Regions from separate parts of the Homo sapiens genome. Here region 1 is linked to region 2. Evidence: chromatin loops called from intact Hi-C (ENCODE). Cell type or tissue: OCI-LY7. All regions are shown on one strand. Region 1 has its middle 9.0 kb from the start of NSD1. Region 2 overlaps NSD1 (nuclear receptor binding SET domain protein 1).

Region 1 (2,500 bases), 53 kb after region 2:
CTCTTGAAGCCGGGAGGCAGAGGTTGCAGTGACCCAAGACCACATCAGTGCACTCCAGCCTGGGTGACAGAGCGAGATTCTGTCTCAAAAAAAAAAAAAAAAAACCCTCCAGAGCTGTAGATTCAGCTAGCTTGATTTATAGAAAATGTGTCTGAAATGGCAAAGGCAGAACCCATCATCAAATCCCTCAGCCAGGCTGGGTGCAGTGGCTCACACCTGTAATCCCAGCACTTTAGGAGGCCTAGGTGGGTGGATCACGAAAGGTCAGGAGTTTGAGACCAGCCTGACCAACATGGTGAAACCCCATCTCCACTAAAAATACAAAAATTAGCCAGCCATAGTGGTGCACACCTGTAATCCCAGCTACTTGGGACGCTAAGGCATGAAAATTGCTTGAACCCGGGAGTCTGAGGTTGCAGTGAGCCAGGATCACACCACTGCACTCCAGCCTGGGCAACAGAGCGAGACTTTGCGTCAAAAAAAAAAAAAAAAAAAAAAAGGCCTTCAGCCAACTCAGATTGACTTTCAGTCAGAAAAGATCTGACTTTGTTTCTCATGAAAACCAGTGTTAGGCTGGATGTGGTGGCTCACGTCTGTAATCCCAGCACTTTGAGAGGCTGAGGTGGGTGGATTACCTGAGGTCAGGAGTTCAAGACCAGCCTGGCCAACATGGTGAAACCCTATCTCTACTAAAAATACAAAAAATTAGCCCAGCATGGTGGCAGGCACCTGTAATCCCAGCTACTTGGAAGGGTAAGGCAGAAGAATTGCTTGAACCCAGGAGGCAGAGGTTGCAGTGAGCTGAGATCACATATTGCACTCCAGCCTGGGTAACAGGAGCGAAACTCCGTCTCGGAAAAAAAAAAAAAGAAAGAAGTAAACCAGTGTTCCAGTGTTAGTATGCATCCCTGTGACAGCCATCCCCTGCTGGATTCTAATTCTAGAACAGACAGACAAGATCAGAGCGTAGCCCGAGTTTGTTGGGTAAGGCCTGGGAAACTCTGCAGGCTCCCCAGCACCCAGTCTCTGAGGCACCCCGCCCCCCACCCCCGCTGACTCCGAAGGAGATTCACTTGGGTGAGATATGGCTTTTCCCTCCTTAGTGAGAAACTGGGAGAAAGAAGACCGAAGAGATGTGATTTCTCAGGCCCACCGAGGACAAATGGAAGGTGCAGTCTGGGAACTTGTTCTTCTAACTCCAGCCATACTCAGAACAATCTGGAAAATCTTCATATCTCTCAGGCAAAAACTTTAAGCAAAAACCGAGATTGGAAAACAGGGCTTTGTAGAACAAAGAGAGCAGCTGTGAGTGGGGGATAGCGGGACAGGGCTTTTTCCAGAGATATAGTTGGCCTCTCTATCACAGGGCCTGGGTTTGCTGTTCCCTCTGCCACCCCATGACTCCTCCTGTCAATCAGCTGGAGTCCCTCCTCAAACAGGTATTCTTTGGCCCCTCCCCTGGCTCTAGGAGCTCCTATCAGGTCCCAAGTCACTCTAGCACATCTTCCTGTTGAATTGCCTTAGAGCTATTACCACTCTCTGAAATTACCTGATGTCTTTCCTATTTATTTCTTTATTTTCTTTTTGTTGAGATATAATTATCATACCATAAAATTCACAAAGAGTACAATCCAGTGGTTTTGGTTTTTGGTGTTTTTTTGAGACAGGGTCTCACTCTGTCACCCAAGCTGACGTGCAGTGGCGCGATCTTGGCTCACTGCAACTTCCGTCTCCCAGGCTCAGATGATCCTCCCACCTCAGCTTCCTGAGTAGCTGGGACTACAGGCACACGCCACCACTCCCGGCTAATTTTTGTATTTTGTACTTATTGGCCATTTATAATCTTCTTTGGAGAAATATCTATTTAGATCCTTTGCCCATTTTTTAAAAATTGGGTAATTTGTCTTTATTGTTCTGTTTTGTTTTGTTTCAGAGTCTCGCTCTGTCGCTCAGGCTGGAGTGCAGTATCATGATCTCGGCTCACTGCAACTTCTCCTGCCTCAGCCTCCTGAGCAGCTGGGATTACAGGTGCTCATCACGCCCGGCTAATTTTTGTATTTTTAGCAGAGGCGGGGTTTCACCATGTTGGCCAGGTTGGTCTCGAACTCCTGACCTCATCATGTGATCCATCTGCCTCAGCCTCCCACAGTGCTGGGACTACAGGTGTGAGCCACTGCACCCGGCCGTCTTTATTGTTCAGTTGTCAGAATTCTTCATGTATTCTGGATATGTCCTTTATCAGATATGAAATTTACAAATATTTTATCCCATTCTGTGGGTTGTCTTTTCATTTTCTTGACAGTGTCATTTTAAACACAAAAATTTTAAATTCTGATCAGGTCTAGTTTTCTTGGTTTTTCTTTACTTTTTTTAAATTTTTTTTAAGATAGGCTCTCACTTTGTTCTGTCACCCAGGCTGGAGTGCAGTGACACGATCTGGGGTCACTGTATCCCTGATCTCCAAGGCTCAAGTGATCCCCTCCACCTCATCCTCCCTAGT
Region 2 (2,500 bases):
AGGAAAAACTATGACCAAGTTCCATCACACGATTTACACTTTGTAGTTCACATAAATCTTATGCTATCACACCTCCATGCACTTGATCATACTTTACAATCTAAGGCACGCTTCATTTTCCTATCTGGCTAATAGCTACTTATACTTCATAACTCAGCTCAAAGAAACATCTCTTGGGTCTACTTTACCCCTACTTAAGGCTCTGGATCCCCTTGTGCATACCTCTTTTTACTGCACTTGACACATTACATTGATATTAATACCACACTCTAAGAGTCTCAACAGCAGAGGCAATAATCTTATTTTCTATTCATTTTTTTTGTCTTATTCATGTTTTAAACTCCAGCACCTACTCAGTAATCAATAAAAATGTGCTAAACCAAACACTTTCAACAAAGCACTTTTTAATGTTCTTAAAAACAAACATTAAACAAGGATCACTTAAGCCGAGGAGGTCGAGGATGCAGTGAGCTGTGATCACTCCACTGCACTCTAGCTTCAGTGACAGGGTAAGACCCTGTCTCAACAACAAAACCTTTTAACTATAAAATCATTATAAATTTGTTTTTTATTTTTAGGGGTTTTTCTTAATCCTTATAAATTTAAAACATGTCTATTAAAGGCCGGGTGCGGTGGCTTACGCCTGTAATCCCAACACTTTGGCAGGCCGAGGCAGGTGGATCACCTAAGGTCGGGAGTTCAAGACCAGCCCGACCAACATGGAGAAACCCCATCTCTACTAAAAATACAAAATTAGCCAGGCTTGGTGGTGCATGCCTGTAATCCCAGCTACTCAGGAGGCTGAGGCAGGAGAATCACTTGAACCCGGGAGGCGGAGGTTGTGGTGAGCCGAGATCCCGCCATTGCACTCCAGCCTAGGCAACAACAGCAAAACTCCATCTCATAAATCAATCAATCAATCAATCAAATGTCTATTAAAATATTTTAATGCAGCCAGGAGTGGGGCTCACATCTATAATTCAAGCACTTTAGCAGGCCAAGGTGGGCAGATCACTTGAGGCCCAAGAGTTTGAGGCCAGCCTGGCCAACATGATGAAACTGTCTCTACTAAAAATACAAAAAAATTAGCCAGGCGTGGCAGCGCATGCCTGTAGTTCCAGCTACTCAGGAGGTTGTAGTATGAGAATCACTTGAACCCGGAAGGTGGAGGTTGCAGTGAGCCAAAACTGCTCCACTGCACACCAGCCTGGGCGACAGAGCAAGATTCTATCTCAAAAATAATAATAATAATTTAATGCAATTTTTTGCATTAACAGAATATGCAAAAAATTAAGCAAAAACCAAAAACAAATAGCTCTAAAATCTTAACAGAAATAAAGATTTCTTTAAAAGGCAATTTGAGAGAGTTGAGAGAGTAATCAGAGCAGAGAGAAAACTCTGGGCACTGGTTGGCACAAAGAGTTCCCATACATATAGGTTCTCACACATATAATTGTGAACATACAATCTAATACTGATATTTTTTTCTTTGAAAGACAGGGTATGAATGAATCTGTCACCCAGGCTGGAGTGCAGTGGCATGGTCATCGCTCACTCCAGCCTCAACCTCCCAGGCTCAAGCAATCCTTGTTGTTGTTGCTGTTTTTTTGTTTTGTTTTGTTTTTTGTTGTTTTTGGGAGAAAGAGTCTTGCTCTGTCACCCAGACTGGAGTGGAGTGGCACAATCTCGGCTCACTGCAACCTCTGCCTCCTGGGTTCAAGCGATTCTCCTGCCTCAGCCTCCCGAGCAGCTGGGAGACATGCACCACCACACCTGGCTAATTTTTGTATTTTTAGTAGAGAGGGGGTTTCACCAGGTTGGCAAGGCTGGTCTTGAACTCCTGACCTCAAGTGACCCACCCACCTCAGCCTCCCAAAGTGCTGGGATTACAGGCATTAGCCACTGTGCCAGGCCCAATCCTTGTTTGATGTTTGCCTTTCTCACTTTACTGAAGGATCCATGAGGGCAGACACAATGTCTATTCTGCTCATCACAGTATTCCCAGCACTTAAAAACACTGCACAGCTATACTCCAGCCTGGACAACAGAGACCCTGTCTCAAAAACAAAACAAAACAGTGCATAGCACATAATTAATAAATTAATGAGTAAGAAAGTAATTTGTGACACCTGTAATCAGTTCTTTCACACATAATGTAACAGAATCCTCACAATAATTCTAGTAGGGGGTATTGTTTTCATTTACCACTGAAACATCCAAAACAAAAAGTTTCCAATTAATTAATGAGCTCACTTCTGACTGATCCCCAAGAAATGGATATCTGCCACTCCTCCAGAACTCTAGAAGTTGGACCTGGAATCTGGACTACACCCTCGAGCTAAAGAATCCAAAGGCTTTTTGGCAAAATATAAAACAAAGTTGTTATAAGCTCTTCCAACACAATGTATCCCTTATATGAATGAGCCTTTCTAGGTTTTAACTGTACCAATAATCAGGAAAAGTAATGACATAACCAGATTTTACAGATTTCTGGTAAATG

The links. Hi-C counts contacts between places; a loop is a spot of excess contacts. Peaks named below come from ENCODE experiments on the same cell type or tissue, not always from the same donor. Only the 100,000 strongest peaks of a DNase experiment are listed, where the experiment ranks them.
Region 1: a loop joins it to region 2, with 2.6 times the contacts of the local background. A loop is called at or near these places in 5 of 110 quality-filtered maps.

Annotation. Positions count from the first base shown.
Region 1 is chr5:177,123,560-177,126,059 of GRCh38, reverse strand. No RefSeq gene overlaps it. Among named protein-coding and RNA genes, the nearest start is that of NSD1, 9.0 kb to the left of the region's middle. In OCI-LY7, no CTCF peak of the experiment used is centred here; DNase peaks (open chromatin) are centred at 1,459 and 2,059; H3K4me3 peaks cover 1,404 bases; H3K27ac peaks cover 2,500 bases.
Region 2 is chr5:177,176,647-177,179,146 of GRCh38, reverse strand. The region is part of intron 2 of NSD1 (nuclear receptor binding SET domain protein 1); the gene reads right to left. Among named protein-coding and RNA genes, the nearest start is that of NSD1, 44 kb to the right of the region's middle. In OCI-LY7, no CTCF peak of the experiment used is centred here; a DNase peak (open chromatin) is centred at 1,106; H3K4me3 peaks cover 1,674 bases; H3K27ac peaks cover 2,500 bases.